2 separate regions of the Homo sapiens genome follow, and region 1 is linked to region 2. A link is a loop called in an ENCODE intact Hi-C map of the cell type or tissue named here. Cell type or tissue: mucosa of descending colon. All regions are shown on one strand. Each heading gives the region's core, and the rest is flanking DNA. Links, peaks and the distances in the headings are about the cores only. Region 1 overlaps LOC107985365 (a long non-coding RNA gene). Region 2 holds the start of LNCATV (lncRNA negative regulator of antiviral signaling).

What was found. A loop is a pair of places that touch in the nucleus more often than their neighbours do. Peaks named below come from ENCODE experiments on the same cell type or tissue, not always from the same donor. Only the 100,000 strongest peaks of a DNase experiment are listed, where the experiment ranks them.
Region 1: a loop joins it to region 2, with 2.9 times the contacts of the local background. A loop is called at or near these places in 3 of 110 quality-filtered maps.

The regions. Positions count from the first base shown.
Region 1 is chr1:234,816,432-234,833,044 of GRCh38, reverse strand. The region is part of intron 2 of LOC107985365 (a long non-coding RNA gene); the gene reads left to right. Among named protein-coding and RNA genes, the nearest start is that of LINC02961, 65 kb to the right of the region's middle. RefSeq lists enhancers at 15,968-16,467, 16,468-16,613. In mucosa of descending colon, for the core only: no CTCF peak of the experiment used is centred there; DNase peaks (open chromatin) are centred at 9,271 and 9,644.
Region 2 is chr1:234,959,799-234,971,722 of GRCh38, reverse strand. LNCATV (lncRNA negative regulator of antiviral signaling) reads left to right here and starts at 7,724. Exons shown (of 4, transcript NR_125945.1): 1 at 7,724-7,956; 2 at 11,807-11,882. It overlaps LINC02971 (long intergenic non-protein coding RNA 2971), which reads right to left. Exons shown (of 2, transcript NR_186179.1): 2 at 11,734-11,924. RefSeq lists enhancers at 543-702, 2,372-2,431, 8,076-8,125, 8,146-8,445, 7,759-8,958 and 1 more and silencers at 1,323-1,372, 1,463-1,522. In mucosa of descending colon, for the core only: a CTCF peak has its summit at 8,391; DNase peaks (open chromatin) are centred at 7,342, 8,352, 8,885 and 10,692.

The DNA of each region.
Region 1 (16,613 bases), core at 6,897-11,896, 140 kb after region 2:
TCCTACAGCAGCCCAAGTTCAGGGCTATTTCCACCCTCATCGCACAGATAAGGACACAGTCACATGTAATGCACTTTGTAGTTTACAAAGCATTGAAATAAAGCGCACATTTTCTGAGTATAAAAGCAGCACATAATAATAGTAGGAAACGTGGAAAATTAATAGAATTAAAGAAGAAAAACAGCAATCATCCTTAATCCCATCACTCACCGAAGCAGCTGCACCTGATTTTTAAATGGGCTCCCTGGATAGAGATGATGATGATATTGATATATTTTGTAGAAACAGAAACCAAAGCTTTGAGAGAGCAGTTGCACAGTGTGGAGCAGATCTGAGGCTCGAACCCAGCCTTTCCCCGTATTTCCCTACAACTCTGATGGTTGCAATTTTTGAAGTCTGTCTCGATTGGATTTGCAGGTTCCTCTTCCACTTTGGGGAAAGTTCTGAAGCACTCGGTCTGAGTGACTGGAGTGGAGCTGGTTTAACCTGTGATGGTAAATCACTCATTCTCAAGTTTCTGACCTGGGAGCCTTAGATCCCTGGGGTAGAAGGGTAGCCAGAGTTATTGCAAGAGGCCTGAGAATGCATGTGCCCTGCAAGCATTGCCTGTGTGGACTGAATAAGCAGCACTTCCCAGCCATGTGAGCTGTTATTTGTTGAATCTATGTAGATGGCTATAATTAATAAAATGCATGTTTATTCAAAAGCATGGCTAAATTCATTATAGACTTTTGTCATGTATTTTCTTAATCAAGAAATATTAAACATACAACCACTATCACATGACAGTCTGCCATATTTTGGGGGTTTCAAAAGGATTCACAAATATGAGAATACAGGTGCTGCTACTAAAGAGGAAAGCCAAGGAAAGCTGAGGCTGCATCCAGGGCTTGTGCAGAGCAAGGGGACAGTAGAAATGGGGATGGGCGTCTCTCTGGAGGGACTTGGAAGCAGCCACTCATTTAGTAAGCTCCACGGTGTGGTATCGTGTTAATGAAATACTCACTTAGTTTGTTAATTTTTAAAATGGTTTTTAAAAAATCTGAATCCACTTCATGTTGCATAGACCTAGTCTGAGTTTGGAAGGGTAGCCCAATAGAAATGAAGGTGCGGACTTATTTTATGGCCCTAGTCTTTCATGGAAAAAGAGTGATATTGCCTTGTGTGATTCTGGGAAGCAGCCTCCCACGTCCCTTCTTTGGGCGAGTGAAGAGTTCAATCTAGGTGCATACTGGGGCACCATGCCTGCTTCACACCACCTCTCACCTGTCACCTGGGACCCTTCCTCTCTGTCTTGTGGTTTATGGTCCCCTGCCCATTTTCTCTGCCAGATTTTGGGCTTTGTGGGTCCAGGACTATGCCTGCTTTTTTTTGGGGGGGGCGGGGCAGTGTTTTGCTCCGTTCCCCAGGCTGGAGTGCAGTGATGCGATCATAGCTCACTGCAGCCCTGACTTCCCAGGCTCAATTGATCCTCCCACCTCAGTCTCCTGAATAGCTGAAACCTGGCTAACTTTTTTTATTTTTTGAAAAAACTGGGTCTTGCTATGTTGCCCATGCTGGTCTTGAACTCCTGGCCTCAGGTGATCTGCCCACCTCGGTGGCCGTAAGTGCTGGGATTGTAGGCATGAGCCACCACACCTGGCCCTACATCTGCCTTGTTAACAGCCTTATCTCCAAGATCCAGCATAGAATGTATTGAAAAATATTTGTTGAACAAATAAGTCACTGACTGGATGAATACATGAATAGTTAGGTGTGTCTTTAATTTTACAAAGTAGAGATGAAAATGTTTGAAGGAGATTTAAAAAGTACAGATCACTATTCAATATGCCTTTTTATTTTTTCTCCTGCATGAATTTCTAGGTCAGAGTGTTGAATGGAAAACCCATTTTTCCCCTTGATTATAGAAACAATATATGCTTGTTCTAAAAACAAAACAAAATGAAAAAGATAAGGAAAAAGCTGGCTGTCCCTCCTAATCGCGTCTCCGTGCACCTCTGGAGCACGCCCTCCTGGTTCTCCTGAGTGTGTTATGTGTAAGTATCCATTGCCCTCGCCATGGAGCCATCCTTTGCCTTCCGCTGTGCCTGGGAGGCTGACCCCCTCGGGGAATTACCCAGGTTCCTTTGGCCCCTGGCTTCCTGTGAGTTCAGCTGATGAGAGGCACCTGCAGGAGTCAAGCCTGTGGGCAGAGAGAGAAATCCTGAGACAGCCGCTCCCTGTGTCCACGTTCGTCTCTGTGTCTGCACTTGTCTCTCTGTCCGTGCTCATCTCTGAGGCTGCTTGTCCTTCCTGGCTTCAGTTTCCACCACCGCCCCCCACCCTGCATGGTTCCAGTCCTAGCCAGGCCCCAGAAACTCTCTCCACCTGCTTTGTTCTTCATGGGTATGGGGTCCTGGGAGCCCCGCCTTGCTAGCCTGGGTGTCACCTTCCTGTCTGTTCACTTCACTCTGCACACAGCTCTTGAAGGGGTCCCTTCACTAAAGCTTCTTCCTATGGACCCTATTTGATACATTCTGCTTTTAGCCAGGACCCTGATTGCAACAAGATGCATCTATAGTCACATAATCAGAGTTGTCCTATATATTCTATTTTATAATCTGCTTTTTAAAGTTAACTATACACTATTATAGGACTCTTTTAAATCCAGCAAATATAACTACAGGTCCTCATTATTTTACTTGTTAAGATTTTCAACAGGATTTAATGAAATCCCACAAATATTGATTGAGCACCTATCATGTACAGGATGTAGTCCCGCCCTTAGGCGGGGTACAGAGCCACGTGGGCATTAAGACAGATGTGGAAATTATGTGGATGGAAAATACAAGGTGTCATCAGGGAGATACTAGCTAAGAACCATGGAGTTCAAAGGATAGAGAGAGAGAGAGAAAGAGAGATAATGGAGGCATCAAGCAAGGCTTCCTGCAGGAGGTATCGTCTGTGATACACCAGGAGGGTGTGGAAGACTTAAAACAAAGCGACCTGGAGCAGGAAGACATCCCAGGCAGAGATGGAAGAACCAGCACCTGGAGCTGAAAACCTATGGTTGTTTGATTAGTGAAGAGTTGACTTTCTTCCATTGTCCTTTATTCATCTCCTTGAATGCAGTTTTCTGGAATCAATACCGTTTTTCTGTTACCTCTCTAGATTATAATCTGTGGGAGGCCAGGGACAATTCCTTCACATCTTGCTGTAAACCTCCCAGCGAGTCTATGGTAGGGATTCCAAGGACAGGTTTGTTGAGTGAATTTGAATGGCCAACCTATGGCAGGCATGGAGATTTGTTGCCATCTTGGGGTAGGTGTTGAGGGCCAGGCTGAGTGGTTTGTGGGAAACTCTCTGAACCTGGTTCCTTCTGATGATGTCCCCTCTCTCTTTTCAAAGACTTCCTGCTCTTTCAGGCTGAGATGGAATCATAGACGTGAAAATGATTTGACGACAGGGAGGCTATCTCCAGAGAAAATGGGTCCCTTTTTCCTATCAATTCTTCTGAGTGTGGATCGGGAGTGGGAAGGCCACCCCTCTTCATGGAAATGATTTAGGAGGAAACTCAGATGCTCTGGTTTCATGGCTGGTGTTCACTGGGGAATCCAACAGCAAATGGTTCTGCAGGATCAGGCTGGTCTTTGAGACAGAGGGTAAAACAAGAACTGAGTTGAGCTCTTCTACCAAAATTAAAAGTTCAGGGAGCCCTTGTTTTCCTGCTGCCCCTCCCTCTCCTCTGGCCAACCCAAGGACAGCCAGCCAGAGACCACCAACTTTCACGTCGAACTCCTCCTTTCTCTCTTGCCCTCCACATCCTACCTATTTCATTGTGCTTGGTGGCTCAGGGTCCTGGCGGTTGGGCAAGGGATTATGGCAGAGTTTGGGATACCTGTACAGCACTCGCGTGTTTAGTAACTAGGTACAGCTGCTGATGGTGCAGCAGCACCAACAACACGGAAGCAGAAGAGGGTATGCCCAGGCATGCACGTATGCTCCGCCGCACACTGACCGGGTACATGCCTTTGCCATTGGGCAGCTTCCTGCTGTTAGGTTTAGTGTCCCCTCTGTAAACTGGAGATGGGAACATCTAGCGACCCTCACAGTGTTACTGTGCAAACAAGGGAGAGAAAAGGCAAGTGGAAGCGTGGAGGACAACACTCCACATGGAGACTCAGCAGATGTTATTATTTTTCTCCTTACACACAAGTACTCTATGTTTTAAAATTCCAAACTCCTGTGGGAATGAAATGTGTTTCTTTGTGAATGGGTATCTGTTACTGTCACATGCCGCGCAAATTCTCATGGAGGTAGGGATAGCAGACATTCAATTTGGGAAGAGGTGTTATTGTTGGGGAGAAATCAGGTTTATGTAGCATTTATTTATTACTCATTCATTTATTCATTTATTTGAGACAGGGTCTTCCTGCTCTGTTGCCCAGGCTGGAGAGCAGTGGCGCCATCCTAGCTCACTGCAGCCTTGACCTCCCGGCTCAACTGATCGTCCCACGTCAGTCTCTAGGGTAGCTGAGCTTATACGTGCATGCAACCATGCCAGGCTATCTGGCTTTCAAAGCAGGTCTATGGAGACTTGCTCTGATGCTATCCCCAGTTTCTAAAAGTAAAATTAAAATGAAGAAAGGAAAAAAAGAGAAAAGAAAATGAAAGTCTTGAGCATGTGGCTTCCATTTCTAAATCCAGTCATTCTCTTGTCTTGAGAGCTGCAAAATGTGCCATACGTGGTTGCATGATCCTCCCCAAGCCTGTGCCACGCTTTTCAGGGAGGAGGGCTGCTCTGAATGAAACCAACTGGCATGGATGGAACCCCAGGGTGTCCTATTATGACAGTCTTGTAAACATCTAGGAAAACCTGTTGGTGGCTGAAAAATTCAGATTCTAAATACTGTTTACTTCTGAATAATTTGTAATTCCTTTCCCAGCTCAAATAACTATAAACCTCTCCAAAGTGCTTTATAAACACTCATTAGAGTCTTACAAAAGTCTTTTGAGTGCCATATGATTATCTCCATTTGGCAAGTGAGTAAACTGAGTCACAAAAGTTGAAAGATCAGCTCAAAGTTATGCCAGGAGCAAAGGCAGGGCTGGGCTGGAACCCAGACTTCCCGGCTCCTTGGCTGGTGAACGGCTCCACAGAATATGCTGGAACTAGGCACGTCCAGGCTCCTGATCTTCTTGGGGCCCCATGGCGCCTCTTGCTTCTGCTAGCGACCCTTCATTCAGTTCACTGGGACTGGCCGAGGTCCCCTGGCTCCTGAGACCTCACCGCCCAAAAGCAAAGACTCCAACTCTGAATAGTCAACTGAGCCACATGCCTGACAACCACCTCTATCTTTTCCTCCTGAACAGGATTTAATTAAACCCCACAGCTGCATGTGGGGCTCTTCTCCAAAGCTTGCTTAGAAGGGCTCACAGAAGGATAAGCAGATAGAGCAGTCAAATTTGGGGTTTTCTGCTTTTCTGTTTGTTGATCAGCTGAAAATAACCAGGATTAGGTGAGTGAACTAAATATTTCCTGGTTTTTTGGCTGCCTTGCATTTGAACCCACTTCTTATGTTGGGACTCTGCCATCCACCAGGGAAACAGGATAGGCTGGCTACTAGCTCTCCTAGACCCCTGGCAGTGGGGTGTGGACACAGGATCCAAGCTTGGCCAGCTGGACCAAGTGAGCAGTGAGTGAGGAGAATCAGCCCAGGGACACTGGAGACTTGAGCAGAAGGTGGGCGGTGGAGGTCCCAGCATCCTGCACCTGTTAGCAGTGGTGCCATGGGGCTGGCAGGATGGCCAGGGTCTCAGGGAAGCACTTCATCATCAGATTGGACAGTGCAAGAGCTCAGCTGTGGTGAAAGCTGCCAACCCCTGGTATGCTTTGCTTCCTGTTCATGTCCAGAAACTTCTGGGTTGACTTGTGAGTTACTGGCTAGTCTTCCAACTAATTTTTTTCTTGGTGACATTCACAAGAGTCAGGAGTTTTGTTTATTTGTATCTTCATGGGTATGAGTTGGAAAATGAGAGAGATTTTCCTTTTCCATCCTCTCTCATCATATTATTGAGAGATGAGCACCCAGAGCTAGGGTGTGACCATTGATAAACAGAGATGGTGAAAATGCCGTAAGAAAGAAAGGCAGTAAAGTTTAGGATGTGAGGCTAGAGGAAGGTCTAGCTCATTGTTCTCCTGCAGCCCTGAACCCACATCAACAATATCGGTTGGCAAGCCACTATCACATCACATTGAGACCACCTGTACCACTGTCACCATTACCAGCAGCACTGCCCGGCACTGTAACCATGATGGTCTTGACTAAGTCAGCATCTCTGTGTACTCACCTCCTGTCTTCCTCTAAGCTCCTCTCAACAGATTCTCTTTGTCCAGGGTTCTTAGCCAGCTTGGATGTGAAGCTGAGGTGAGGCTGCTTACAGCCGTAAATAGGGAGCAAACACTATGCCCGCGCCCGAGCCCTGGATGTTGCTGTATCCACGCTATGTGGGCATGTGATGGTGCTGTCCATCTGGAAATCTTAGAAAACGGTGTTTTTACCTGTGCTCATGGCCGTGGGCAAAAGGCCTCTTACAGACTCTTAGAAGAAGATAACATAATAAAAGCTAATATTTGTTGAGTGCTTATTATGTAAAATCTCCTTTAATTTTTCCACCATCCTTATGAGGCAGGTGTTATTATTATCCCTAATTTACCCGGTCTTGGTGGTAAAGACAGCCCACCTTTGCTGCTACCTTGCTGCAGTGCCCGTGCAGGAGCCTACAGGCTCCTAGGTGGTTTCCAAAGCTGACTCTACATCAAAATTCCACAAAAAGTCGAGACAACTGCAGATTTCCAGGGTCCACGCCCAAAGATTTTAATTCAGTAAACCTTGAGAGGGTGAGGGTGAGGGCTCGGAGATGGAATTATTGCAAGCATCCCAAGGGATTATGAAGGAATCTGCCCGTGGACAAGCCCCCAGGAACACTGGCTGACACGAGCACATATGTGGCCATTCCTGTTCTGTGCGTTTGGCTGAGAAGGCGTGTAGGTCACAGTATTCTTTCCTGCTAAGCCTCGACTTGGCCTCAGAATCCGTCTCAGTGCAGGCAGTGACTAGCAATCATTTGCAGGTGGCTTCAAGACAAAACCAATTTGTCATCCTCAGCCTAGAGCCTCCAGAAAGGGTACTGAAGAAGCTGAGTTTTATCACAGTCCACCAATTCAACAAAGAAAATGACAGAGTATCTCTGCACCTCTGGCTTCTTTCTACTGTGCAATGGGGGGAGAAGATCATGAAACTTTTCACCTTCCTGGAGAGGGTAGATTCTTATCTCTAAATTACTCTGTTAGTGAAGGGAATGCTGGCTATTATAACATTTTATAACATGTTATAACTGTCATTGAAACTGTTCTGTGGTTAGTTTTTTTTTTTTTTAAGCAATCAAATGATCAGGTTCTACCCCATGAATTGGATTAGCTTGCACATGTTGGACCTATTAGTTAGGATGGCTCTCAACACCAAATCAGTCACATTTAATCAGCAGCAGGGAATGGGAAAGGGGTCCTGTTCCAACCAGCCCCTCATGTTCCAGGCAGATGAAGGCTCTGTCGTCCTTGATGTATGTTTTCTAGATCCCCCAGGTGTTGACCTCCAGGAGACAGATGGTAGTGAAAGACAGTGGAGAATTGCCCAGGAAGCTCTTTTTTTTTTTTTTTTAAATGGAGTTTCACTCTTGTTACCCAGGCTGGAGTGCAGTGGCGAGATGTCGGCTCACTGCAATCTCTGCCTCCCAGATTCAAGCGATTTTCCTGCCACAGCCTCCCAAGTAGCTGGGATTACATGCATGCGCCACCATACCTGGCTAATTTTGTATTTTTAGTAGAGACAGGGTGTCACCATGTTGACCAGGCTGGTCTTGAACTCCTGACCTCAGGTCATCCACCCACCTCAGCCTCCCGAAGTGCTGGGATTACAGGTGTGAGCCACCATGACCGGCCCAGGAAGTTTTACAGATCGCTGGTAGAGGGAAAATTGGCCGGAACCCAGTCACATGGCTATGCTCAACTGCAAATAGCCTGGGAAATAGAGCCCAGCTTGCCCAGGAGGAAAGGGAAGCGGGTTTGATGAGTAGCTAGCCAGAGTTCCCTTGGAGCTAGGGGGGTCTGTGGCCATGCCCTAGAAGGAGTGATTGAGTCCCGCAGAATCCACAGTGGGTAGTTCTTGTGTCAGTGACATGTAATCTTGTCACTCTTGAGTTGTTCCCATATTAGACAATTAAAATACATTCAATGGGACGGTTTTCAAATTTTGAATAGTAAGCACACATACACTCACACACACACACACACAAAATCTAAGAACAATAAATACTTTAAAATTCTTCGGTGGGCGGATCACGAGGTCAGGAGATCGAGACCATCCTGGCTAACACAGTGAAAGCCCGTCTCTACTAAAAATACAAAAAAATTAGCTGGGCTTGGTGGCGGGTGCCTGTAGTCCCAGCTACCCAAGAGGCTGAGGCAGGAGAATGGCATGAACCCGAGAGGCGGAGCTTGCAGTGAGCCGAGATCGCGCCACTGCACTCCAGCCTGGGTGACAGAGCAAGACTCCATCTCAAAAAAAAAAAAAAAAAAAAAATTCTTCTTCCTCATTTGAACACTCTATAGTAATATTTTTGGAGTTCTGGAATTCTCTCCATTATTTAACAATCTCTTATAACTTTTATGGAGCTCTTTACAGTTAAGATCTTAGAATGCCTGTCCAGCTCACCTCATGGTTTTGTTTTTTTTAGCTGTTTGTCTTCCAAACTGTTTTCTTCAACTCTAAGGGAAGCCTGTCAGAATCTGTCCTGGTCTTCTCCGTATTCTGAAATGAAGACTGGAGGGATAAATAGAAGTTTCTGGCTTCTTTGGAAAAATGTTAATCTGGTTCTTTAATTTTGGAAGCAGGTGTCCGTGGTAAGGAAAGTGTGTGCTCTGAGGCCACCTCTGGTATGTGTGTGTGTGTTTGGGGCTGGAGGGTGTGGGGTGTCACCTGGCCAGAGCATTGAACCTCTTATTGTCTCCATTTACACAATGAGGATAATAACAGCAACCTCACAGATGGTAGTGAGGTGTAGGGGAAGCAGTGCCTGATGTATGGTAGGCATCAAAACTGGTAAGTGTTGTTATTCCTATTGTTAATGCCAGAGTCAAGGGGCTCAGACATGGCTCGGGATGTGTGGGTAGAATTTATACGTAGGGATAAGAATCTGTACATATAAATGCAGAACAAAGGTGTGGTCGGGGGTGCTCTCCCGCTGGCCCGCTCCCTGAAGGGCTTCTATTGGGGGTGTCTCCGAGAGTCCTCCCTTGTAACAAACCCTGTATGCCCTCCAGCCCTCGCTGCACAGTGACTCAGTTTCCTCTGTGATAAAAGGGGATTCGACTACAGTTCTAAACTTGCCTGTAAAACACATTGAGAGCTTTGAAATAAAGGTGGTATTTAGTGTGAGTTCAAAGCGTTATGTAATTATTTTATTGCCCCTTTTATTCCTGAGTTTTTTTTCTGTTTGCTCTGCTTACAAACCCAAGCTACAGCCATAAAACCACTTTTATGCCAGCGCCTTTCACACACATTGTGTACCAACCGCACATCGCCATCAAGGTGCAAAGTGCTCAGGAGGATGAGCATGGAGAAGCAGAACAGGAGCGCCAGCAATTTCCGCCTAATTGAGGCCATTACTGTGCACTGTCACTGAAACTGGGTCATGGTTGATGGTTTTTTTTTTTTTAGCTATCCAAATGACCAGCTTCTGTCTCGTGAATTGGATTAGCTTGCTCATGGGGGACCTGTTAGTAAGGATGGCCCCCAACATCAAATCAATTCTGTTTCTCAAGCCATCATTCTTTCTTGCAGGTTCAGAGCCTATGTCCTGCCACCATTCTTTCCAGAGTCCCATTACCTGAAACCATAGGATTTTTTTTTTGTTTTTGTTTTTGTTTTTGAGATGGAGTCTGTCTCTGTAGCCCAGGCTGGAGTGCAGTGGCATGATCTAGGCTCACTGCAACCTCTGCCCCCCAAGTTCAAGCAATTCTCTTGCCTCAGCCTCCCGAGTAGCTGGGACTACAGGTGCAAGCCACCACACTCAGCTAATTTTTGTATTTTTAGTAGAGACAGGGTTTCACCATGTTGACCAGGCTGGTCTCGAACTCTTGACCTCGACCTCCCAAAGTGCTGGGATTACGGGTGTGAGCCACCGTGCCTGGCCTTGAAACCATATGATTAAAGAAGCTTTGAGTTGGAAAAGACCCTAGGGGTCTGCTGATGTCACCGCCCACCCAGGTGGAAGTCCCTTTTACAGCATCCCACGTGGACAGTGGCACAGCCTTTGCAGCAAACACAGGGTCCACCCTCACTATGTGGAGAGGCCTCCCATCCTATCATTGGGTGGATGTGGTTGCAAAATGCTTTTCCTTACGCCAACAGAAACGTGACTAAACTCAGGTGAGTCCCAGAGAGCAGGAAAGGCTTCGAAAGCTCTGTCAGTGTCGGGCCTCTTTAAACCCCTGAGCGGGAAAGGAAGAAATTCAGGATCCGAGGGGGCATTTCCATTCTGGTTCTTTCTGAACTTGGTTTTACAAACCCTGGTAAGTGGCAGCCCATTTAAACGAGGCACTGCTTGGGGTGAATTTAACAGGATTGAGTCTTCAAGGGCAGCATCTTTGTTGCTGTTCTGATCTGTGCCTTTCACTTTTAGTTAAAATAAAGAACTGCAAGCCAACATATTATGGAAGAACAAGGGAAGCCTCTCTGGCATCTGCCTAACCCACCAGGAGCTTAAAGGGAATGATCCAGTCCTCAAATTTATGGCCTAAATCATTTATTCAGTTGCATTCAACACATTCCTACTGTGTGAACAGTCCTTCAGGATAAGAGAATTCAGATCGTTACGCTTGAGAAACTTACAAACTCCTTAGGGAGGTGGGAAACTTTAGCTGGACAAGATCACTGTACACCTCGCCCCTATGGAAATCTCACCTTCAGACATTGGAGAAGTGCAGTGGCCATTTGGAGCATCTATTCTTCCTCCCTCCATTGGTCTTTGGGTCACGCACACCCCAGAGAACAGCTTCCTTCTGTCAGTCAGCGATCTCACCCCATGGACCTAGAGAGCAAGGAGAATGTGAGTGGGTGCGGGGCTGCAAGGCAAGCAACCTGACTCTGAAGACAGGTCCAGCCAGGGAAAGCTGGTTCTGCGGCCAGACAGTGACAACCAGACGCTGGGGTTGGCGGTTAGATGCTTTGCAGGAAGCCCATGAAAAAAGCTCTGCAAAATTGTATGGAATAAATGAACACGTGAGGGAGTAAATGAACCTGGAATCTACTCTATGTCTGCCCATGGTCCCAAAGTATTACCCAACTCCATCCTCATTCTTCTGTGCCATATGCTTTAGTCCAGATGGCTCAGGGAAGGAGATTTCTAAAACCAAACAATTCTAGACACCTCTTGCATCTGAGTGCATCCTCACACTCCTTTCCTAAGAGACTTTATAGAGCAGAGGATTCTAGAAGCAAGGTCTTGTGGGATTCTCCCTCTTTTAATCTCTCAACAAAGATAGGCAGAGGAATTTATTATTATCCACTTAAGTTGATTGGTGTCCAAGAAAATCCAGCAGTGAGTGCACTAATGTTTAGGTAGAGCCTTTTAATGTGAGCTCAAAGCACTTGGGAAAAATTTTATATTCATAGTGTTCAAGTGAAGCAAGTAGATGTCAAGAATTATTATCCCATTTAATAGGTGGAAAATCGGAGGCCCTCATTCATAGAGTGAGTCAAGAATACAGCTTGGGAGAGATGCCAAGTCTTTCTCTGCCTGCACAAGTAGGTGAGATACCACGCGAATGTCTCTGTAACATGGGTTTTGGCATATTTGCCTTCTCTGAAGTCAGCTTTCCCTGGTCAGGGTTCCTGCAGGAGCCAGATAGTGGGGGATGGGTGCAAAGCCATCTATACCTTTGCCGTGTCAGTCCCTGGGAGGGGAGGATGGTGGGCTTCTCTCCAGGGGGCCTCTGCAGCTGTGTTCCTGCACTGTCTAGAGTCTCTTGGCAATTCATATTTCTTGTACACTCTTCATTCTTGCCCTCTTCCTCTTGGGACACAGGGACATACCTCACCTTCCCCAGTGAGTCCCACATCCAGCTTCTTCTTTTCTGCTGCATCTCCTGGGAATTCTCAGGGTCTTCAGCCTCAGGGTGTCCATTCCTGAGCTGACCACTCGCCTTCCTCATTGCCTTCTTTGGTCATACACATGGCTATGCCTATGGCTATGCTCAGAGTCACACAGAACTGTCTCACTTCAAAAATATTGGGCCCAGAGGTCTCCCTGTCTGACTACAAACTCTTCCACCACTTGCCAAGAACTCTGTCTGACTTTATCCATCCTCTACTCCACTGTAGGCCCATGGCCCACCCATTTCAATACTGTTTCCTTGAGCCTATGAAACCCCTCCTGCATCTCCTAGTCTTCACTGAACATTATGTCAATTCCCAGCCTCAGCTCTAAATGCTCATGGTTTCCAAAAACATATTTACAACCCACCATAGGTCCTGAGCACCAAAGCCTGATGTCCAGTTGCCCAGTGGACAGACATCTCCACTGGGACATCTCATACGCACTAAAAACCTCAATGTACTGAAACCTGAATTTATATTTCTCTCCCCAAATGTGCTCCATTTCCATCTTCCCTTTCTCAACATCCATCCAGTGGAAATGTTGCTCAAACCCAAGTCCAGAGCCACCCTTGGCACGCTCATCTTCCTGAGCCCCCCACTTCCATCGGCCACCCAGGTGCTTGTCAGTTTTCCCACTTTCTCCCTCTCCACAGCCCTTTTCCTAGTTCAGACCTTCTGTCTCCCTTGTTGGGATCATGTCAACCTCTTCCTCACTCGCCTCTGGCTCTGGGCTTGTGCCTTCAACCGACTCTTCAAACCGTAGCAAGAGGGATGCCTCAAATCACAGATCAGATCCCTCTCTCCTTAAAGCCCTGCAGCAGCGTCCTGTGGCCCTCAGGATAGAATTCAAACACTTCCAGGATCTGGACATCTCCTGCCCCTCCACAGCCCTGCCTCGCCCTGCATTCCAGCCCCACCAAACCACAGTCAGTCCCTTCCATGGTTTTGGATCTCTTGTCTGGGAACTTTGCACCTGCTGTTCTCTCTGCTTAAACTCTCGCTTTCACCCATGCGACCTGGTTCACTCCTCACTCTCCTGCATGTCTCAGCTTGGAAGTCACCTCTTCCAGAAAGCCTTCCCTGACCCTCAGGTCCAGGTTAGATCCCCCACCTGGATTCCCACAGCACCGTGTTTTTCCCCTACCACAACCCTAGTCATGCCCTTTAGTGAACAGCCAACAGTTACTAAGCACCTGCTGTGTTAGGCTGTTTCTTAGGACTTTATAAGAAAGATCACATTTAATCCTACGAAGTAGGTACTGCTATTATCCTATTTTTTAGATGAACAAACTGAGGCAAGAGCAGTCACACACACATAGAGTCAGTAAGTGGTAAAGTTGGGATAGAAACCAAGACAATCTGACTCATGGATGTTACACCGTGTGTTAGAACTAGCCTTGAAAAAAAGACACAAGCTTGTGCCCTGTGCCAAGAAAGTTTCTGATAATGGTGGCGGTGGTGGTGGTGGGATTTAATCAGTTGGCAGAAGTCTGTATTTCTAACAATCTCTGATTCAAATGGGCAGGACCCATGTCCATTTCTCTTTATTGCAATTGTATTATGTTTCTTACCTTCACTCTGCAACAAGCTTGGTGAAGACAGAGAACATGTATCTGAGGCCCTTCATCTCCCCTCAGTTCCTAGACCAGCACTAGCCCATAGTCAACCCTCCATCAAGGTAGAGGGAGAAAGTAAGTGGCTTTTACCCTGTGCTTTCTGAACTCCTGGGATGCTAGGAAGAGCCAGAAAACCTTGTCCACCGAACCCACAAATTCACTCTCTTCATCCCTTCCTCACTCCACTTCCTTCCCAGTAGTTGTTGGAGTTTTTGAATTTTCCCTCTGTGAGCCCTTGCCCTCCCCTGCCATGTTCTCAGCAAAGGCCCTGGCCTCCAGGTCCATGAGAACAGGATTCCCTGTAGTAAGAGCTCTTCCCTAGCCTCCTCCACTTCCAAAGGGGCTGGAATCTTCACCCCTTGATCCCTTCCCTTTTTAGAGCACAGAGGAAGCGGGGCCCTCCTCCTGCCCTGGGCTCCCCTGCCCCACATGTTCCTGGAGAGCACCCCTGGGTCACTGTTGTAACCACATGGTGACTTGCTTGCTCTCATCCTTCATGACCCCCCCTCCTCCCATGCCCCACTTTGTTAATTTCACTCTCCTCTCAAAACTCCCCACAGTGCCAGTGATGGGGTATAAATGCAGCTGGGCAACGAGGCTCCCACAGACAGACCCAAACCTATCTTCCAAGTGTTAATTTCTTTTCTCTCCTCTTCTTCAAATAGGTCTCTTCCTTACACATTTCTGCCATTCCTTTCTCTCTCTGCCTTGCCTCTCCCTTTTCTCCCGGCCACAGCCTTATCCAACCTCCCAGCCCAGCTTGGACTCAGCTTTCCTAGGAGGCTCCCAGACAATCCAGTGGGCTCTCATTTTTTTGAGTGTATTCAGCAGTTGGCTGATGCTGCATCTCCAGCACTTGCCCTAGGTTGTTTTATCTCCCTAATGGCCTGTAAACCCCTTGAGGGCAGGATCTGGCCTTTGTACTCTAAAAAGGTCTTCCTACTAGAGAATGCTCCACACATGTGTGATGCTTCGGGGAGTCCCATCCTTCATCAGAGATTCCCACTGGTGCCAGCTCATAGCTCATCATGACGTGTCCCAGATGGTGACTGGGAGTAGCCTATGCCAAGCAGGAGTTTTTCCCCGAAGTCTTCCTGTTTATTGCACCGGGCTGGCTGCAAGACATTGAGGATGCTGCCCCAGGTGCCAGCAGGGTGACTGGGGCAGGCGCCATGATGGCTGTGCCTGGGTGCTGGCCAGTGTGGCCCCAAGAAGAGGCCGGGAGCCAGAGCTGCATGCCTCTGTCAGCACCAGCCTCCTAAAAACACTCTCGACTTTCTCCAAGCATGGATTGCCTGAGCTCCCCTCCTGCTCCCCAAAGAGGCCGGGGAACGAGTCAGACAGGGGATAAGTCAGACAGGCTCAGCTGTGGGAGGCTGGAGCAAAAAGACCAATAAAACTGACTTTATTTGTAATGTTCCCATGTTTGTGATTTTGTTATTTCTACTGTTTCCTCGGAGCAATGAAACAAGGAAACGGAACAAAAAATAACAAAACCCAGCTCTAAGTATACGTGAACTGTAAGGCCTCCCTCTGGCCTCCTCTCTTCCTCCTTCCTCACCAGGTTTGCCTGGCTGACCCTTCCAGCCAGTGAATTCCTTTCCCAGGTTGAGTGTTTTCCATTTTAATTTTTATGGCATTTCCCTGGATTAATGGTTAACGCATTCATTTTCTCCCCTCCACCCTCCATCATCAAAGAGTGCTTTGAATAACCATTAACTCTCTGGTTAAGCGAAAGAAACACGTTAATCATCTACAAGTCCTGGGGCAGGAAAATTATTCTTGGTAACCTTCTCCCAGTGGCAAGAAAACCACTGTCCCTGAGCAGCTCAACTTCAGCCACACCTGGGTCTAGAAGCTTGCAAAACCCCTCCGGTAACCTTGTTACAAGGACCTGGTGAGGTCATAAACTGCTGAATGGCTAAGCGCTGTGCTTTTCAACCCAGCCACCACCGGTTCTCTAGGACCCTATAAAGAGACAAGGCTGGGCTGCTGCTTCTCCCTTTACTTTTAAAAATTGTTTTGCCAGTAAAGTCTCATCTATTGTACATTCCTTCTTACTGGGAAACTCAAGTGGCTGTACAGGCTGTTCTTGGAGCCACAGTTAAAAGCGCTTTGACCCAAACACACATGTGGCGTCATCCTGAGCTCCGTTTGCGTGGGGCCGGAACACCGGACTAGGAAACCTCTCCCTGCTTTAGCAACTGAGTGTGGCTAGATTGAGGGACCACAGGGGGTGGCTCTGGATGCAGCAATCCAAGTCCCCCTTTCAGGGAGGGTGACCTCTTTCCGAAGTTCAGTGGATGGCCCCCTTCCAGGGTTAGGGAGACAGGAGGAGGAGGAAGAAGAAAAGGAGGAGGAAAGCTCTCAACAGCCCCCCACCCCCAACCCATCCAGGAGAGAAGGACTGCAGTCCCCGAGACCAGCTGGAGGAGTGGCGTGTGCATGGTGTGCCCGCAGGGTAGAGCGCGCCATCTTGGAGAGATGCCTCTTTCATTCACAAAGCGGATCTGTTGCAGAGCCCAGAGCCCCGGGGAGAGCAGGGCGGCGTCCAAGTGCTTGCTGGATTTGGCTTGCACTCCCTCTCCCTTAAAGAAGACAGAGGCGGAAGGGAGAGGCTGTTCTTCGGAGGCGAGCCTCAGGCACTGCTAGACTTATTAGGAAAGATATTGCTGGGGTCTTGGCAAGCCGTAGGTGCAGCGCTCCCCATCGTCATTCCGGTGCGGCTGGTTACTGTCACCCTGCCTCCTCCCCGCCGGCCTGAGAGCCTCTCTGTTCCAGATCCAAACATTTCCACATT
Region 2 (11,924 bases), core at 6,333-11,332:
CCCTCCCCCAATACACACACACACACAAGCACACACAGACACAGAGGTTCTTTTTCAGGTTCCAGGTCTCATTTCTGAGTAGATTCATGTGACCTTGCTCCATTTTCTCGTGCATGTATTTTTTCCATGGCAGATATGCTTTTCATATGAACCTGGTGTCTGCAGCATTTAGAGGCTTTGGTTTACAAAGTACTCCCTGTTCTAAGGTTCTCTGATGCCCTTGCTGTCTAGATCAGGGAAGGGATGAGGGGGAAGCCAGTACACCCCACATGGAGAAAACCAGGCCTATGTGTACTCTGGGCCCCGCTCCTTTCTCTGCCTGCCTGAAACCACACTTGCAGTCAGCACGTCAGAACCCGCGAGGTCAGGATAGATTCCTGCTTTTAAAGAGCTGCCTGGGCAAAGAATGTGAGAGTCACATTACTCTAGAGACCAAATGGCAATTCACAGCCACAAAGGGAGTGGCCCACTCCACCAATCCTCACCCTGTGACTGTCGGGCCAGACCCCTAGGGTGTCCACGGCTGCCCCTGTTGAAACAGTGGGGCTGACAAAAGCAATTTGAAGGGGAAACAAAAGTACTGCAGGGTCAGGTTACAAATGTTTGCCTAGACTTGGAATCCTTATTCTAGAAAGTTCTATGCTAACCCATGGGGGCAGCTGTTGCTGCCTTTGATGAGTAGAGAAAAACAACTCTAGCTGAAGGGGGGTGAGGGGGAGCAGAGCCAACAGAAATCCTGGCTCAGCAGTCCGGGATGGGTCCCACAAATACAGTAGCCAGGGAGCAGGGCGCATGCTCTCCAGGATCCGATTTCAGGCCAGCTGGAGCAAGAATGTGTTCTTCGCCACAGGAAGAATGTTCCCTCAGACAGAGCTGCTAACCGGGCAGGATGGAGGGAAGACCATACCGCCAGTGGTGGTGACTGCACTTCCCAGCAGCCTTTCCCCCTTCCTTTCCTGGGTAGCATGTATTTTTGTGTTGCCAATTTACCCACCTCCCACAATACTCTTCATTTTTTAAAATGTGGGAATTTTTCTGAGCCTGTGAGCTATGTTGCAAAACTATGAGCACATTTCCACAGTTACCCTATGTCATCTGTCTCTTTGACATAAAGAGGGAAGGAGGAGGGTGGAGAGGGAAAAGGAGGGAGAGAGGGAAAGAAGCAGAAACGCGAGAGAAACATTTTGCTGACGTCAAAGAAGACCACACTCTACAGGATAGCATTACTTGTACCTCAACCACCCACTCTCTCTAATTTACTAGAAACCAAACGGACTGTTTAGAAGCCCTCAGCCTGGCAGTCTGGGTTGGGTTTTTCTGGGGGGTGGGTTGGGGCGGGGGTTGTTTTATTTTTTTGCTATTCTCCTTTGACCAAAAGGGCCATTAATTGTTGGGAGTTTGAAAGCTACCTGATTCCATGAAACAGAGGGGATTTCCATGAGTAATAATTCAGACCGTGCTTGTGTAGGGCGCTGTGGCTCGAGTAAATTGATCCAGCTGCTTGCAAAGCTCATGGAAAACGGCCCCGGGGAGAGGACGGCGGCGTCTGCAGCTGGGGCAGCTGCGGCCGCTGCTGGCGCTGTCACGTGGTCCCGCCGGCGTCCGCCCCCTGCGTCCCATTCCCAGCTCCAGGCGCCCCCCATCCCCCGCTGCCCGAACCCCCGGTTCCTCGAGAGGTCGTCGCCTTGCAGCCCTGGCTGATTTCGAAGGCTAAAGGCGATTCTTCAACACAAGTAGCAACCTCTTTTTGGGAAATACAGGATTCTGAGTCTGGTTGAGGGTGGCCCTAAGCTCCCTCTCGAATGTTACCCTTTGGTGCGCTGGCGTGTTTGTGCTTCCAGAAGCATCCCGCGGTTCTGTTGTCCGGACACACCAGGACCTATTTGCCAATAAAATCAAATCTGGCAACAGTCACCTGTAACCCGAGGCTACAGAAATACCGATTCCACTACCCAGATGGTAGAGTTCAGTGTGTTTGCTGGCTAAGGCCGCACAAGTTAATTTTTATCCTAGTAAAAAATAATAAACACTGCATTAGCAACTAAATGTTTATCAATTTGCAGTTCATTTCCAGCCAGATCATTTCGCTCCTGCATGTTTTTACTGCTAGCTGATGCACTGGAGTGCTTTTCCCCAAACCATATGTGGCTATTTAAGTCTTAGCCTCTGTAGCATTTATATGGTGCTTTTCACTTTAATTGGATAATATTATTTGGCTACTTCAGCCATGGTCTTCAAACATCGCGTTTTAGTGATAAAGAAACTGCAGTAAAGAAAGATTAAATGAGTTGCTGGGGAATCATCCTGCAGTTCAGGGGTGAGGCTAAACAAGGAGCCACAAGTTTATATGTAGCACAGACCTGTGTGGGCTGGACCACGTGGCTGAGCAGGGCTGAATTTGTTGTGTTTCTTTTCCTCATCTTATGGGAAGATAATATTAGAGGAAGTGGCAGAGAACAACTATCTAATGGAGTTAGCAACCCTGAATGGGAAAAAGACGCATGGGTGAACATAAGCAATGGTAGCATGTTGAGAGCCTGATGGAAACTCAAGTGCCTTCAGCTGCCCTACAGCTAAGCCCTCTGCAAATGCTTTGGCTATTTTTGTTATCTTAGCGGCATTAGAGCCACCATTGGGTAGTGTCATCCATTGTTTATTACTAGACTGTCATAGCCAGAAACAGTGATTTGGCTAAGACAAAATGAAGCGATGGCTGTCCTGGGATGGTGCAGATGGTAAGCCCTCCCCGTCTCCCAGTATGAGTAGAAACCTTTATATTGCCCCTTGGTTTAGGGCAGATCTAAAGCTGCTACTTTGGGGAAGACGAGAGTAAAAAAGAGTCTTCAGGGCAGAAGGCAGAATAAGTCAGATCTACGTTCCACCTTTATTATCTCTGTGGGAAATAACTCACTTTCTTGAAGTCTTAAGTTTTTCTCCCCTGAAAAAGTGAGGGGATAGTAGGATGTCCCTCACAGGGCAGGTGTGCACTTCAGGGACGTATATACTCAGGGCCTGGCATGGTGCCTGGCATCTGGTAGACACTGAAGAAGTACTGTTTCCAGGAAGAGTAGGCTTGGCGGAGGCAGGTAGGTGATGGGTTGAAGATACCATGTATGTAAGCCCAAATATGAGGCAATGCCCTATTTCCCAATTGGTAGGTTACACACATTTTGTGTCCTTTGTTGTTTTTTTTTTTGCCATCTTGAATGTATACTTTTTTTTTGTTTTTCAGATGGCGTCTTGCTCTGTCACCCAGGCTGGAGTGCAGTGGTGCGATCTCGGCTCACTGCAACCTCTGCCCTTCTGGTTCAAGCAATTCTCCCTGCCTCAGCCTGGTGAGTAGCTGGGATTACACCATGCCTGGCTAATTTTTTTTTTTTTGAAACGGAGTCTCGCTCTGTCGCCCAGACTGGAGTGCAATGGCGCGATCTCGGTTCACTGCAAGCTCCGCCTCCTGGGTTCACGCCATTCTCCTGCCTCAGCCTCCCAAGTAGCTGGGACTACAGGCAGCTGCCACCACTCCCGCCTAGTTTTTTGTATTTTTAGTAGAGACGGGGTCTCACTGTGTTAGCCAGGATGGTCTCGATCTCCTGACCTCGTGATCCGCCCACCTCGGCCTCCCAAAGTGCTGGGATTACAGGCGTGAGCCACCGTGCCCTGCCATGCCTGGCTAATTTTTGTAGTTTTTAGTTGAGACAGGGTTTCACTATGTTGGCCAGGGTGGTCTTGAACTCTTGACCTCAGGTGATCTGCCTGCCTCGGCCTCCCAAAGTGCTGGGATTACAGGTGTGAGCCACCGCGCCCGGCTTGATTTTTTTTTTTTTTTTTGAGATGGAGTCTTGCTCTGTCACCCAGGCTGGAGTGTGGTGGCATGATCTCGGCTCAGTGCAATCTCTGCCTCCCAGGTTCAAGAGATTCTCCTGCCTCAGCCTCCCGAGTAGCTGGAATTACAGGCATGTGGCACCATGCCTGGCTAATTTCTGTATTTTTAGTAGAGACGAGGTTTCACATGTTGGCCAGGCTGGTCTTGAACTCCTGACCTCGTGATCCACCTGCCTCAGCCTCCCAAAGTGCTGGGATTACAGACATGAACCACCATGCCTGGTGGCTTGAATATATACTTTTAATGATGTAAGTGAAATAGTCATATTTCTAGTTAAGAATTTAATTTATTGACTTGGTTACTTGTTTGTTTGTTTATTTATTTATTCGTTTGAGACAGAATCTTGCTCTGTCACCGAAGCTGGAGTGCAGTGGTGCGATCTTGGCTCGTTGCAACCTCCATTTCCAGGTTCAAACGATTCTCCTGCCTCAGCCTCCGGAGTAGCTGGGACTACAGGCACGTGCCACCCCGCCTGACTAATTTTTGTATTGTTAGTAGAGACAGGTCACCATGTTGGCCAGGCTGGTCTGGAACTCTTGACCTCAAGTGATTCGCCTGCCTGGACCTCCCAAAGCGCTAGGATTACAGGCGTGAGACACCGCGGCTGGCCAGTTATATTTAGAATCACATGCATAAATATACTTATTTAGGAATCTTGCTTTTTTGTTACTCATTATTCAGACTATTTATCAACAGTCTTTGTCATCACTTGTGCCCCCCATCTTTTTTTTTTTGAGATGGACTCTCGCTCTGTCACCCAGGCTGGAGTGCAGTGGCACAACCTCGGTTCACTACAACCTCTGCCTCCCAGGTTCGAGTGATTCTCCTGCCTCAGCCTCCCAAGTAGCTGGGATTATGGGCGTGTGCCGCCACACCCGGCTTATTTTTGTATTTTTAGTGGAGACGGGGTTTCACCATGTTGGCCAGGCTGGGTCTTGAGCTCCTGATCTCAGGCAATCTGCCTGCCACGGTCTCCCAAAGTGTTGGGATTACAGGCATGAGCCACCATGCTCAGCCTTGTGTCCCTTTTTGAATGATCTGACTCAATCTTCCAGAATACTTCATCTTGCTTCTGTCCAACTGCCTTTGAGATTTCGGACTTTTTGAGTCTGTATGCTATGCTCACTGGAAATGTTATCTCAAGCCTTCATAGCCATGTGCTATTTGCCATCTCCACAAAGCTGACTTCTTGTATTGCTTTTAAAAGGGATCTTCATGGGGCTATGTAAGGAAATATTCATGCATTTTAGAGGTGCATACTAAAGTAGGAAGGAGTGAAATGGCATGAGGCCTGCGATGCTCTTTAAAAGATTTCAGCAAAGAGAAAAAAAGTAAAACACAATAAATGAAGCAAACATCAAAAAATCGAGTAATTGTTAATCGAGTGACAGTTATATGGAGAGTCACTGTGCTATATGCTCCTTTTGTCATAATAAAATTTTAAAATATAAAATAAACATTGTCATAATAAAAGTTTAAAATGGGCTGGGCCTCGTGGCTCACGCCTGTAATCCCAGCACTTTAGGAGGCTGAGGCAGGTGGATCACTTGAGGTCAGCAGTTCTAGACCATCCTGGCCAACATGGTGAAACCCTGTCTCTACTGAAAATACAAACATTAGACAGGCATGGTGGTGGGCACCTGTAATCCCAGCTACTCGGGAGGCTGAGGCACGAGAATTGCTTGAACTTTGGAGATGATGGAGGTTGCAGTGTGCTGAGATTGTGCCACTGTAGTCCAGCCTAGATGACAGAGCAAGACCCTGTCCCAAAAAAGAAAAAAAAAGTTTAAAATGAGCTTTAAAAGACTGGCTTACAGGCTGGGTGTAGTGGCTCACACCTATAATCCCAGCACTTTGCGAGGCTGAGGTGGGCAGATTGCTTGAGTACAGGAGTTTGAGACCAGCCTGGGCAACATGGTGAGACCTTGTCTCTTAAAAAAAAAAAAAAAAGAAAAGAAAAGGACTTGCTTACAATATCTCTCATGCTTGTAATTGGAGGTCATACCTTCAAGAATAACTACAAAAGCTTTTATTTTTCTTTGTATTAAAAAACCAAATCAACAAAAACTATTCTTCCAGACAACCTCTATAAACGTTCCAAACTAAAATTCATGAGATTCCCTTCAGAGTATTTTGTTGTTCCAAATAAAGAAATTCTGTAATATAAAGAGCTTTTTAAGACACAGATATAAGGTGATGCCTTATACTTGCCTATCCATCCTATTTTTCTCTATGCTTTGCTGGTCTGAGTAGACAGGGTTGGTAATGACCCCAAATGGAACACTTCTCTAAGTGATGGGAAGATCTCATGCAGTGTCCTTCATCAGAAGTACCCATTACCTAGTGCCCTTGTTGGCACTGGAGCTGGAAGGCTCAGGATAGCAGGGAACAGGCAGCCCACAGTCCTGGAAGCAGGCCTGGTGGCACAGGCCTGGGTATGGAGTGTCAGTGGTGGCAGAAGAGGGGAGTCACTGTTTTCTTCATTAGTTAATGCCTCTCCCCTGGAGGGAGGGCAAGAGCTATGGTCTACACAGCCAAAGTGAGAGGGTGGTTGAGCAATTCTCCAGCAAACTCAGGCAAAATCAGGCAAGCATATTTAGGCCTAGAAGTCCTGGTTACCACAGCCTAAAGTGATAGGGACAGAAAGTGAAAGGAACAGAAAACCAGTCTGTATTTGTTTTATGTGAATTTTGGAGCAATGGCTTTTCCAAAGGAGGAAAGAAGAAGTTATTCTTTTTAAAACACAGTTGAAGAAGAGGATGCTTTTCCTATGGACATAGTAGGCCATTTACCAACGAGTTATTAAGATAAAAAATACCTACTGGGCCTGTGTAGGAAGCCTGGAATTCTCTTACTTTATTGTATTTTCCTCTAAGGATATATTGCGTTATTCCACAACAGGCTGGTCATAATCTTTGAGAGATTTACTTCTGAGACTTTTTGGTGTGGCTTCATTCACACTTCACATTTCCTAAGAGAGACAATTTTGGCTACTTTGAAAGAACCCTCCCTCAAACATAAACATCACAGCATCCTGACTTTAGAGTGTCTGTCTCAACATTTCAATGTTAGAAGGTTTATTGGAATGCAGACAAATAAAATAAGATAAATAAAATCTCAGTGTGCTTAAACTGAGAGCAGGTTCTTTTTTGGAAGATGTGCGTGTGTGTGTGTGTGTGTGTGTTGATGAGCTAAGTGTTGATTATAACCCAAAAAGACGGAAAGTGTGAGATTAGATAAGTGTCTGCTAGATCCATTATTGCTGTGTGCATTCTGTGAAATGGGCTTAGAGTTCACTGGTTGTAGCTGCAGGATAAAGTTCACTTGTTGTTTATTCTCAGTCTGATTAGGCCACCATTGAAAACAGAATGTGAACTACTGTCCAGAAGCCCTCTGTGAACTTCAGGTCTGCCTTAGGAGGGACGCTTCCAGCGAGGGAGCGCGTGATGAAGTCTGCAGGCATTGCTGGGGCAACGCTAAGTGGCCGCTGGCCAGGGTAGAAGTTAAACCAGGAGATGGCTGTCAAATGCAGTTGTTAGGTGTGGCACATCTTTCTCAAGCTGCTGAGCTGAGCAGGAAAGAGAGACGTTTGTTTATGGATTTATCTCATCTATAAGACACTCTTATTAGATGAACTCTATATCAGTTCTATGTAGAACTCTGTACCAGTTCTATAAGGCACTCTTTAATCTGAATCTTTTTATTTGCTCAAGAGAAAAATAAGTCTGACTTGCATCCCATTGAAGATTTAGATTGCACTGTTTACATCTTTCACCTGCGCCGCGGTAGCGTCCTCTACCGATGCTATCCTACGTTGATTTTTCCAGCAACCTGGGAAGCAACCTCATAGGTGGTTTGGGATGTCTTTTGGCTGTGCTTAAAAATTTCCAACAGATTTGCTACACATCTTAGGATAAATATGTTTCCTGTGAATTGTGATGATTTCTTACAGTACATTTGCAAGCATGTGTATGCATCTGCAGGAAACATAGCCTGGCTCTGTGAAGGAATACTGCTGTGACCGCAAAACTGTTTCTGTAGAATTTTCTCCGGTGTGGTCATCCTGCCTTCAGGTCAGTGAATAGATGGTGTTTGGACAGCGTCTGGCACAGATACTTTAACCTTAAAGCTTAATGTATAACTGGTATTTTTTCCCCCTTCTGTGTCAGCAATTGGCAACGGGACACTGTAAATAAGGATTCTGGTTTGTAAATGGACGTCTGTTCCTCCAGGGGAGGGGAAGGCTGGAGTAAGCAGTTTTGAAATTCATGCTGCAAGTGATAAGATAATTTGAGTAACCTGTAAGACCTGTGGATTCACAGGTTTCAAAAACAGGAAAGTCTCTTGTTTGAAAACCCTCTAAAGCAACATGTGGGCTTAGAAAAGAAGCCGGCTTGTGGTTTGGTGATTGTACTTCCTTATTGATATAATGGCCGCTGACGCAAGGCCTCCTGGGATTGCAGCGCGGTGACCGCAGGCCTGACGGTTACCCTGACCGGGTTCTGAAACAGCCCGGGGCTTTCAGCACAGATGAGAAGTCTAAAAATTTCCCTTTTCATTTCCTCTCTTGTGTGACTTTGTCATTTTTAAAAAAACTGGTCACAGAAAAGGGAATTTTGCCCATGCTTTTAAGGAGTTTATCTCGACTGAGTAGCTTCCCCGCCACTCCTCTAAAATCCCTCCTCAAAAACCCCAAGTTAAAAAAAAAAAAGATCTATTCTTGTAGATTTTTTTTGTGTGGGTCTATGTTTCATTCATCTGCTTTCAGGCTGGATTTATAACAAGCAGAACTTTTAAAACGGTATGATTTTAAAATAAAATTAAAAAAAAAACACGCTGAGATCTTTCCATAGCTTTGGCTTCTGGGAGTTGAAAGCGCAGGTACGTGCTACATCTTCTGGAAACCTAACCCTCGCACGCCAAGCGGGAGGCTCTTTTGGTCAAATACTCCCAGGACTTATGCTTGAGTTCTGAAATAAGTGAAAGCAGATGCCATTCCTGTGCGACATAGCTAACTGACCGCAGCCCAGAAAGTTCTGTTGGCTAGCTGTGTGGGGGCTGTCTTAAGCCCTGAAAACATTCTGCATCAGAACTCAGCTTCAGAAAGGGGTTCCTGCTCTCCTGTCTGCCCTGGAGATAGTCACGCATGACAGCTTGTGGGCTGACTGAGCATTTAGGCAGCTGCTTTTCCTCTCTCCCTCCAGGAGGAAAATAGAGCAAAAAGGTAGAACTTACTTCCACACCCAAGTTTCTCCTGAAAGCACTGTGCCTGTTTTGTTTGCTACACATCTTGGGTATGTATGTTTGCATCTATGCATGCAGGCATGCATGAGTTATTTATGTGTGTTATTTGGTCCAGCCTTGAAGCTCCTTTTATTTTTCAGTGAATTGAAAGAAGGTAACCTTTGGATGTATATATTTTAGTGCTCCAGCAGATTACCAGTGAAACATGCCGACTCTCACCAAACCACCCCATGTTGCCAAATCTTCTCTCTTGGCCCTGATGATGTGCAACTTAAAACCAAGGTCCAGGTTGACTGCACAGCAGAGTTTACTGTTCGCTCTCTCGCTCTCTCTCCTCTCTCTTTTTTTCTGTAAGCCCAATAAATCTGCCCTATCACGTCATTGAGGCCACAAGGAAATGTAATCCTGCCAAGTGTGGGAGTTAACAAAAACTGCCAAAGTCTTAAGGTTGCAGAGAGAGCAAGAACCACTTTCTGGGTTACGCATGTCTACTGTGTATGTGCAGGGGTGCCATGTGTATGTACCGCGTGTGTGTGTGGGTACTGTGTGTGTGCATGGATGCTATGTGGATTCACCATGCACTACCATGTGTGCATGAGCACCATGTGTGTACACTGAGAGTGTATGTGGCTAGCAGGTGTGTGTACTCTGTGTACCTGAGCACTGTGCGTACCTGTGCACTGAGCCTATATATGGGCATGTGTTTATAGCATGTATGCATGTGTGCTATGTGTATATACCATGCACTTGCACACATATACTGTGTGTGCAGCACACCAGATGCCACAGATATGGTGGCGGGAGGGTCAATGACAGGGAACTGGGGGGAGGCAGGTGTGAGGCAGGCCTGCTTGGGAACAGGTAAATCACTTAAGGATGCAGTGCTTTTCATCTGCTTTGCTGCTCTTTTCCTCTTAAGCAGCATGCGCTGAGATTGCAGAAACCTGAAAGATAGGGAAAGTGTGTATCCCATCTCCCCTTCCTGCCTGACTCTCAAGTAAGTTTTCTTTAAGTATCTTTTTTCTTCAGCTTCAGGAAAAAGAGGACCTTAGAACTGAAGGAGCAAGATTCCAACATCACACTGTTTTTGTTAGCTGTGTGTGTGTGTTTCCTGTGTATCCAAAAGACAGAGGAGATGAAAAAGCAAAAGAAAAGAAACGAGGAATCAGATTGGAAAGAGTATGAGTTTGTACTTATGAAATAAAACTTTTATCTCTCTACACAGGACCGGGAGTCTGTCCCAATTTCCTGTCTCTAACCTCACTGGAAGTGCTGACCCACTTCTGGCTATTTTTATGTGTTTCTTTGAAAATGCTTACTGTGATTGGAGTTGACTTGCCGACTCTGTTCTGCAGCCTCCCCACCACCTGAGTCCCAAAGGGCGGCCCTTCCCACCTCACGCCCAGTAATTATGGGTGAGCGCAGAGCCAAAGGATGGCAGGGCTTTGTTGGTGGTGCGACCAGCGGGTGACCCCTTTCCTCGCAATCAGAGACTCAGGGACAAGCAGCTTGCACCTGCACGTGGAGCTTTGCACACGGCCTTTTGCCTGATTTTCCTCTTCGAGGCATGCCCCCTCCATGAAAGATGGGCATCTTCCCATGTTCCGGAATTCTTGGGGGTGCGCTGATTCCAGGCTCTCGCCCCAGCTTTGGGCCCAGGGCAGTGAGCATGTGTAGTTACTTATCTAGGATTGCAACCTGAGTCAACAGTGAAACCAGGAAGTGAACTCGGGGTCCGGCATTGTATGGAAAGTTGGGTGTATTTACTTTTCTCTTAAAGCAAACTTTGATTGACTCTTTAATAAGTTACCATGGAGGATATAGTTCTGGTGAGATTTGACTTGGCATCCAAATCTAAGGCACATATTGATAATGGAGGAGAGGAACAGGGAGTCTTTTATGTTTTTCCAGTTTTATCATTAACCCCAAGTTCAGAAATCTGTTTGCTTTTAAAAGTGTCAGTTTCCTCGTTTAGGAAGGTGACAGTTCTCTACTGATGATGAGGTTTTTTTTGTTTTTTTTTTGAGATGGAGTCTCGTTCTGTCACCCAGGCTGGAGTGTAATGGCACGATCTTGGCTCACTGCAACCTCTGCCTCCCGGGTTCAAGCGATTCTCCTGCCTCAGCCTCCCGAGTAGCTGGGATTACAGGCATCCACCACCATGCCTGGCTAATTTTTTGTATTTTTAGTAGAGATGGGGTTTTGCCATGTTGGCCAGGCTGGCCTTGAACTCCTGACCTCAGGTGATCCGCCTGCTTCGGCCTCCCAAAGTGTCGGGATTACAGATGTGAGCCACCGCGTCCAGCCTGTTGAGGTATTTTGATGTCCTTTGTGGAAAGGCCTTATCACCTGGCTGGCACACAGCACTGTGGGAACCTCTGGTGGGGCTGTGTGAGGAATTAGGGTGACCTTGACTTCAGCCAGGCCATGTGGGTCTTGACTCTGTCACTTACGGTGTCACCTGGGGAATCCCTTCCCTTCTTTGGCCTCAGTGTCCTCCTCTGGGAAGTGAGGGTAAAAAGTCTCTCCCTTGTAAGGTTGTTAGAGGGCTCGGCAAGGAGATGGATGTGGAGGGGCCTGGGGTGTGGAACATAGCATACACTTGGTGGGGCAAGCTATCAGGGTTATTTATTACTTAAATCATTTTAATTGTGGGTCATAAAATTTCTGTTTTTCCAGAGGTTTCTCCAGGACGTCACCTGTATGAGGTACACAGTGTGATGACACACTCTGTGCTTTTCCTACTTGTGTCCACGTGAGTGTCTGGAGCTGCCCTTCAAGGAGAGCAATAGATGAA